3 separate regions of the Homo sapiens genome follow, and all the other regions are linked to region 3. A link is a contact called in ENCODE Hi-C or POLR2A ChIA-PET data. All regions are on one chromosome and are shown on one strand. Each heading gives the region's core, a stretch centred on a gene start or an enhancer-like site at or near the end of the contact. The rest is flanking DNA. Distances are from core to core; before and after follow the strand shown. Region 1 holds the start of TMEM74B (transmembrane protein 74B). Region 2 overlaps SIRPD (signal regulatory protein delta). Region 3 holds the start of FKBP1A-SDCBP2 (FKBP1A-SDCBP2 readthrough (NMD candidate)).

Evidence for each region. A loop is a pair of places that touch in the nucleus more often than their neighbours do. ChIA-PET counts read pairs that join two places held with the same protein, here RNA polymerase II (POLR2A). Pooled maps may share reads with other maps.
Region 1: a pooled map shows a loop between it and region 3 (2.3-fold over the local background). The contact joins the promoter of TMEM74B here to the promoter of FKBP1A-SDCBP2 in region 3. A Hi-C loop is called at or near these places in 1 of 50 pooled maps. POLR2A ChIA-PET finds 5 or more read pairs at or near these places in 5 of 52 experiments (A549, Caco-2, H1 and 2 more).
Region 2: a loop to region 3 is called in a pooled map, with 15 times the contacts of the local background. The contact joins the enhancer-like site here to the promoter of FKBP1A-SDCBP2 in region 3. A Hi-C loop is called at or near these places in 1 of 37 single-sample maps with no recorded cell type and 4 of 50 pooled maps. POLR2A ChIA-PET finds 5 or more read pairs at or near these places in 1 of 52 experiments (OCI-LY7).

The regions. Positions count from the first base shown.
Region 1 is chr20:1,183,670-1,186,369 of GRCh38, forward strand. It overlaps TMEM74B (transmembrane protein 74B), which reads right to left and starts at 1,312. Exons shown (of 3, transcript NM_001304748.2): 1 at 633-1,312; 2 at 102-279. The coding sequence starts at 132.
Region 2 is chr20:1,534,571-1,537,270 of GRCh38, forward strand. It overlaps SIRPD (signal regulatory protein delta), which reads right to left. Exons shown (of 4, transcript NM_178460.3): 3 at 2,585-2,700. All of the region lies in intron 2 of LOC105372499 (a long non-coding RNA gene), which reads left to right. Among named protein-coding and RNA genes, the nearest start is that of SIRPD, 22 kb to the right of the region's middle. Within about 2 kb of position 1,366, at least 4 of the 41 ENCODE cell types and tissues checked have a DNase peak (open chromatin) inside an H3K27ac peak, as active enhancers do.
Region 3 is chr20:1,391,885-1,394,584 of GRCh38, forward strand. It overlaps FKBP1A-SDCBP2 (FKBP1A-SDCBP2 readthrough (NMD candidate)), which reads right to left and starts at 1,288. Exons shown (of 10, transcript NR_037661.1): 1 at 1,078-1,288; 2 at 950-997. It overlaps FKBP1A (FKBP prolyl isomerase 1A), which reads right to left and starts at 1,170. Exons shown (of 5, transcript NM_000801.5): 1 at 1,078-1,170; 2 at 950-997. The coding sequence starts at 1,114. It overlaps MIR6869 (microRNA 6869), which reads right to left and starts at 1,077; the gene lies at 1,016-1,077. RefSeq lists an enhancer at 562-1,062 and silencers at 797-866, 877-976, 1,177-1,226.

The DNA.
Region 1 (2,700 bases), core at 62-2,561, 210 kb before region 3:
CTCTATTTCATAAAACATGGCCAAGATCCCATGGCATGTATGGGAGGGTGGAGGACAGGAGTTGAATGCAGATTCCCTAAGAATTATTATCATGTACAAACCTGCAAACTCATACCCCTGTGCTGGTGGCATCACTCCACCAGCCTTCCCTGGCTCTGCATCCCTCACTCATAGACTCTTCATTTTATCCAGCTGTTTATCAGCAACCGTGAGCACCTTGAGAGCAGGCATAAGTTTGAATTCCATCTGGGTCCCCAGCCTGCGCCCAGACTGCTTTTACTTTCCAGTGAATAGACAGAAAAAAGAGATGTGTTTGTTGGTTGGCTTTTTACTCTTAGCACCAAAAACATTTTCCTGAGTGCCCAGCCACAAACAGGGACCAGCAGTGGGTGCCACATGGGTGCTCAGAAGTGGCCCCCACCCACACCCTCAGCACCTTCCACCCAACTCAGCTCCTGGAGTGGCCCAGGAACCCCTTTCCCAGACTGATATATTGATGCCTCCACACCCTGGAAGAAATCTGGAGCTCCCAAATTCTGGGAGCAGAGCTCTCCTTCATGCTGCAGGAACCCAAAACTTTTTTCTTAGGATGCCACAGTGAGAGGGCAGAGAAAAATGAGGATTCCTCTCACCCAGAGTTAGGACATCTCTCTGTTTCATGCCCAGGTTCAGAGATATTCACCAGTTACACAAAGGCCGTGCCCAATTACCCTAACATAAGCAGAAACACACCAACTGACATAGCTGCTCCCGCCCACCATTCACACCCCACGACCCCACCAGTTACTAATTTCATCTGCAGTCAGACAGGTCCTGAAAGGAACACTCCAGTTCCACACACACTCCCCCAGCAGCTGTTCCCACAGCAGTACCCACAGACACCCAGAAGTCACGTAGTGTGACCCTCGGATCTTCGGGCCACGCGAGTACCCCGTCACACGCACACGCGCGTACACACACACACACACACACACACACACACACACAAAGTGCCCCTGGGAGTGAGACCCAAGCCAGATCCACCAAGACCCGCAGGGGCCCAATACCCCACCCGCCGCGCGCACTGACACCCGGAGAGAGGGACGCACAGCGGCTGTGGGTGAAGCTTCACAAAACCCAGTCGATAGACACACGCACGAGTTGTACACAAAGCCTTGGGGCGCGCAGATACGCACACGCAGGTCCACGCTGTTGTACCCAAAGTTGCGCGCAGAAAGCCCCAGCACGCCGGCTGCCCACCGCGCCCGCTCCCGCCGGCCCAGTCCACACCCCCTGCTCCTGCCCTTGCCCACAGACGCGGGACCCGGAAGGCCGAACCGGACCAGGCGGAGGCCCGGGGAGGCCGGGTCCCCTGGTCGCATGTCCTTCGGCGGGCCGCGAGGTCAGGCTCGCCGTCCTTCGCCGCCACTCCCCGCCCCCGGCCCTCGGCCTCCTGCCGCCCCCAGCGGTCCCCTCTCCGCGTGCGTACCTGTGCCGGGCCTCCCTCCCCGCCTCACCACGCTGGGGCGAAGGGCGCCCGGCCGCCGGCGGGCGAGGGTGCGTCCTCTCCGGTGCCCGTCCGCCTTCCTGCAGCCGGCGTACGCCTGCGGGGGTCTCGCCTGCGGGGGTCTCTCTCCTGCGGCGCAGCCCGGAGGGCGCGGGCCCGGCCGCCACCGCCTCGCCCTCCCGGTCTCCCGCCCCCTTCCCGGCCCGGCCCGGAGCCACTGCCGAGGCGCACGTACCTACTCGCGCCGCGCGGAGCTGTACGGCGGCGGTGGCGGCCGCTGGGGAGGCGGGGGGGGGATCCGGGGACGGAGGGACGGGAGAAGGGGCGGGGGCCGGGGCTCGCCGAGCGCCGCGGAGGGAGCTCCGCCCGCGGCCGGCGAGGGCGCCCGGAGAGTTAGCAAGGAGAGGGACAGGAAGGCGGGTGATGGGCTGGGGCGAGGGTGCGGGGGCTCCGATCCACCGTCCTCCCCTCCCCTCCAGGCAGATCTGGATCGCCGGCGCCTGGGCTTAGGGAACTGGGGCTTGGAGCCCGCGGTCCACGGGCGCAGGGGCGGGGCGGGCGGGGGCTGCTGAAGAAGATCCCTCCCCACCACCGGAGAGCCCCTATTGCGCCAAGCGCAGGTGCCTCCCCACTCCTCACCCCCACTCTGCCACTTCCCCTTCCCCCCACCCCCACCCCGCACGCAGCCCCCAGGTAGGACCCCGGGTCCTCTCCGAGGTCCTTAGGTCGGGACGGTCTCCTCGGGCGCTTGCGGCTCCGTGGCTCAAGGGCGCCACCTGAAGGCTGCAAGAAAGAATCCGACGATCCCCCTCCCCCTTTTCTCTGCAATTTTTTTCTCCGTGGGACAGTGGAGTGCTCCGCCCAAGAGGGGTGTTCTCCTGGGGGCATTGCCAATGGCCAAACACACCCTCACCCTCCAAGGCCCAGCTGTGGGGCCTCTTCTCCTGGAACCCCTCCCTGGGCACACACCCACTTACCCCACGGGCCCCTCCATCTGGGCTCTCCTTTTGCCCGCACTGTTTGCTCTTGTCTCTGACGGTCGTGATTTTGTTTAAGGGTCAGCCTCCTCCATCGGATTGGCAGCTCCTGGAGAGCAGGACCCATGTCTGATCACCTAGAAGACCTAGGTGGGTGTGGGTGAACAGGCTGTGAAAAGGGGTGACTTTCACTTCTTTCCTTTACAGGGCCGGAGTTAAGATGAGTCCAGCGAAGTG
Region 2 (2,700 bases), core at 116-2,615, 140 kb after region 3:
GTGGTGAGGCAGGCGCTCCCACATACTGCTGGTGGGAATAACAATGGACACGATCTCTCTAGATGGCAATACAGCATCACAGTCATGATCTTATGATCTATGTCCACGTGACAAACCCATATTTAAACAAGTAAAGTGGAGATACTTTAACCAAATCTGTTTTGGTCCCAAATGTTCAAAATACCCCCTGTCCATTGCTGCTGCTTCTGTGCTGGGTGTGGTGAGATAATATATTACTGATATTGAGACACTCACGTTTCATTGGGAAATGGCTTTTGAAACCAAAAAACACTTTTGAAATGCAATTTCCCAATAAAACTCATACCCTTTGATTTAGTAATTCCTCTTTGACGGCCTTATTCAAAAGAAACAATCAGACAAGGGTGAATATGATTTGTAAAGGAATGGTAATCATAGTATTTACAATATAGAAAAGTTTGATGCATGGCCCATGTCCAAGAATAGGAGTGAGTTAGATAAATGATGGTACAACCACAAAATGGAAAACTATGTAGAGATTGAAATGATAGTGTTGATGTATATATTGGGGATGTATTGATGATGTTGCAGACACATATATATTTACATAGAAAAGGGTCCCCAATTTATCATTGAGTAAAAGAACAAATAAACCACCATATTTTGTGTAATCTTATTTTTGTTAAAAGTTCGATGTATCTAGAAGCAGCACAGTGAAGAGGTCAAAGTAAGAGCTAGTGGAGTCCCATTGACCCAGGTTTCAATGCCTCCTCTATTGCTTGATTGCTATAGTTTAAATATTTGTCCCCTCCAAAATTCATGTTGAAATTCAATCCTCAATGTGCAGTATTGAGAGGTAGGGTCTTTAAGAGGTGATTGGGTCATAAGGACTCTGCGTTATTTCACAAATTAGTGGATTAATGGGTTATCATGGGAGGGGAACTGTTGGTTTTATAAGAAGAGAGAGAGAGACCCAAGTATAGTATGCTAGCATGCTCAGTCCCCTCACCATGTGATACCCTGTGCTGCCTCAGGACTCTTTAGAGAGTCCCCACCAGCAAGAAAGCTCTCACCAAATATGGCCCCTTGACCTTGAACATCTCAGCCTTTACAACTATAAGAAATAGGTTCTTTTTCTTTATAAATAATCCAGTTTCATGTATTCTATTCTAAGCAACAGAAAAAGGACTGACATTGGTGTTTTACTTTGCGAAAATAACCTCCCTGAGGCTCTGTTTTCTTATCTATGTAATGTATACAATGTGGAAAGTAAAACTTCCTCTTGCAATTTTGTTGTGATACTGAAACCTGAAAATCTTTGAGAAACACTCAGGACTGTGCTCATAGAAGGACTTCTGTGAAATGGGCTTTCCATTCTTAACTGCAAGTCCAGTAGGCCAGGCTCCAGCCCTGACAACCTGGTGATTCTAGGAAGCGCACACCATTGCTTGGCTTTCAGTTCCTTCTTCTACCAAGCCTGATGGACCTTTCTCAGTTCCCATGACTTCTGTGAGTTCTAAGTGAAGACATAGACTTGCCAAAGACACAGAGTGAGAGTTGCAATGGCCGGATGCAGCAGGACTATTTTCGTGGGCTCATATTTGCACTTATTAAGCCCTAAAAGGCTGTAACAACCAGAGCTCACATAGGTGGTTCTGTGTGCTACACATTACTCCAAAAACTTAACTATATTAATTAACTAGTTTGATTCTCACCACAACTGTATTGGAAAGGCATTATTATTTATCCCGATTTCACAGACAAGAAAACAGAGGCACAGAGAAGTTGAGTAACTTATCCATAGTCAAACAGCCTACAAATGATGAAACTTGCATTTGAACCCCGGCCTGTCGTTTTTTTTTTTTTTTTTAATGCCTGTGCTTTTAACCACTTTATTAGTTGGACTCTAAATTGAGATGTTAACACCACTGGGAGAAGAATGGTTGCCTCTCCTGACTGTGCAGATCATCTTTGGAGAGAAGAGAGTAGACAGGCAGGAGAAACACCCGCATCAAGAACGTAATCCTAGGTTTCTGAGATTCTGGGAGACTTACTAGTCTAAAAAGGACCATTTAGCAATTTTTTCTAATAGTTCTACATTGCATGTGTAGTACTTGTTGTTATCTATCTACCTATCTATCTATCTAATCTATCTATTAATCACCTATGCATCCATGTGTACTCATCTTAATGACAGCATCCCTGTCTCCCTCCTGGGGACCAAGGGGTCAAATGCTGCTCCTCTACTTCTTCTCTCAGGATGGCATCAGGTCCTGCAGGTCAGGCCTAGGGGGTCGTGGAACCTTCACAGGACATCAGGGGTGTGGGAAGTGAGAGGGACTGGGCACCCCTGTCATGGGGAAACGCCTGGATGGGAGAGAAAGCAACCCCTCCAAGCAAGAAGAATTCTGGAAGGATTTGTTTTGGAGACACTAGTTATAAAACAAACTATTTAGGGAAGTGTCTTAAAGAGGAAGGGGTGGCAAAGAAAGAGGCCCTAGGACAACAGAGATTCATCCGCCCCACTGCAGGTGGCGAAATGGTACCGCCGCCAAACTCAGGAGAGCATCCCTGCATCATGGTACCTGAGGGTGGGGGCACTCACCTGTGAGTCCCAGCAGCCGGAGGCAGCAGCAGGGTTGGACGAAATAGTTTGTGCTGTTTCTCTCAGGCAGGGCCGAGAGGCAGGTATGGGCATCATGGTGGGCCCTGGAGCCTGCT
Region 3 (2,700 bases), core at 38-2,537:
GTGGGACCCACAGCCACTGAGTCTCCGCCAACTCAGCTCTCCCCCTCCCCCGCCCCCATACAAACCAGGACAAGCTTGTAAGGAGAAGGAGTAAGACAGCCCCAAGGCACACGACTCTGATGTCTGAATTCTGGCTGGGGAGGGGGAGGTGTCTAAAATTTCCTTTGGCTTGTATTATCACTATGTATTAGCCTCCAGATGCTTATCTTTAAAATGAGGACGAGAAAAGTCTCTACTTCTAGAAGAGCTGGGGGACTAAATTACACGTGCAGCTTTCGGTCAGCCTGAGCCAGCGCTGTCACTGAGCCTTGGATTTGTAAGTGGCTCAAAAGTAAAAAGACGGAAGAAGGCCGTGCAGCTCTACTTCCCCCAAGGCCAGGAAGGGCCAAAGCAATGACTTAGGAAGTGGGATGTTTCCCCACCCTAGGCAAAGGGGCGAATTCCGAGTTCCCCGGAGGAAGCAGCAGCTCTGCAGACTCGGAATTACCTCGTCCTCATCTCCAGTGAAGGGAGGGATGGAAGTGGGGGCAGGGGCACAGAAATGGTACAAATCCTTCCTAATGGTCCCTGGCCAGAGCTCTGCCCATTCCTGAAAGTGTGACCTTGGGAAAGTGAGACCTTGGGAAAGTGACTTCGCCTCGCCAAGCCTCAGTTTCCTCATCTGTGCAGCGGGCATAAGGGCAGCATCTAAGGTGCAGAAATGCTTCTGACGGGTCAGATAACACCTAGCCCGCAGCCGACGCTCACAGCCGCCGATTCAGACCCGCCCGGGTTCCGCAAGCCCCAGGCTGCCCCTGAGCCACCGCCCAGGCCTCAGCCTCGGGCCATGCGGACCTCGCCGCCGCCACGCCCCGGACCCCAGGCCCCGGGCCCCCAGGCCTCGACGGCCAGCCGCACCCGGGCTGCGGACTGCGGCCCGGGCCCCCTCCCCGCTGGGCCCCCGACTCACCGGTGTAGTGCACCACGCAGGTCTGGCCGCGCTTGGGGAAGGTGCGCCCTGAGGAGACAGAGACGGGCATGCTGAGCCGATGCGCGCGGCGGCAGAGGTACTCCGAGCCGCCGCGCGCCACTACTCACCGTCTCCTGGGGAGATGGTTTCCACCTGCACTCCCATGGCGGCGGCGGACGCTGAGCGGGCGGGCGGCGCGACGGGCGGCGTGGACCAACAGCGACCTGGCGGCGGTTCCACGGCTCTGCCTAGTACCTCGGCGCGTCGCCTGCGCACGCGCACGCCCCCTCACGCCCAGCCCTGCGTGCGCGCCCCACACGGCGCGCGACGTCCCGGAAACCCAGGCCTCCGGAAGAGGGACCGGAAGCCCAGAAGCCCCGAGACCTCCGGAAGCCCGGAGGCCTCCGGATACAGCTGTGTTTGCCGGGTGACTTGCTTCGTTCTCCTGCCCTTCCTCTGTGCTTCCAGCCGGTTAAGCATCTCCCTGCCCAAAGAATGGGAGTAATAATAGGGGGTCCGCCAGTCACTGACTGGGTGACTGTCATCAGGTTTCCACTTAGAAGCACACAGTTACTCATCCTGGGAAGAGCATGGTTCTGAGAAGACAGCGCACAGGTGGTGGTAGTATGTTAGTATTTTATAAGTGGCTCAAGGTTGTAAGTTCTGCTTTTCTTCACTGGAGGAGGAGTTGTCCAAATTCATTCACTCACCCATAGCTTACATGCATACATTCTTATTGAGCATGTGAAAGTTGATAATACGAATTGGGTCACTCTTCTTATGCCCAACGGAATCAGAATCCAGGGGCCAGGGGAAAAGCACTGGAGGCACGCAGCGCCTGCTCCAAGAACCAATATTTCCACTAACTGCTGCGGAAATGGCCTGCTGTCCCCCTGAGACCAGATTCAGCTAGTAACTGCTGAAACAACCCGCCATAACCTAATACTAGTTTTACTTACCACTGTCAGTCACCAATCAGAGCTTGCCAGCTCCCTGAAACTTTACTAGTGCCAATGCATTTCCCTTTCTAATAAAACGCCCAGCCTTCTCTTTGTTTTTCGGACATACCAAAGACCACCAGATCTGTGTGTATGCTCCGAGTTGCGATTCTCGCTTCCCCAAATAAAACATTACATTTAGAGATTCATCTCCATATTTTATTTTGACTTTGACAAGCACCTTCTGTATGTCATGTACTGTGCTAGGTGCTGAGGATACAGCGGTGAAGGAGTCAGACTTAGTCCCTGACCTCACAGAATCTACGTATGATGTGGGAGAGATAATCAAATAACCTGTTTAAGTAAAAAAAGATACGGAATAAATGTAAAGTTTCAAATCTGTAATATTATGAGACAGTAATACATGCTGTGAGGGGCGTGTTAATATAACAGAGATGCCTCACTTAGTCTGGAATGTGGTCAGATATTTCCCTGAGTTAGCCAGGTTTAGCCAGGTTTAGCCAAGGTTAGAAGGCCAATTGTGTGTATGTGTTGGGGTAAGGGGAGGCAGAAGGAGCAGTACCTGCAGAGGCACTGTAACGCAAGAGAACACTGTGACATGGTCTAGGACATAAGGAGGCACATGTGACTAATCTTTCTCTGATCTGTGTGTGTGTGTGCTTCTGCATTAGTCGATTCTCACACTGCTATAAAGAATACCTGAGGCTGGGCACGGTGGCTCATGCCTGTAATCCCAGCACTTTGGGAAGCTGAGGCGGGCAGATCACTTGAGGCCAGGCGTTCAAGACCAGC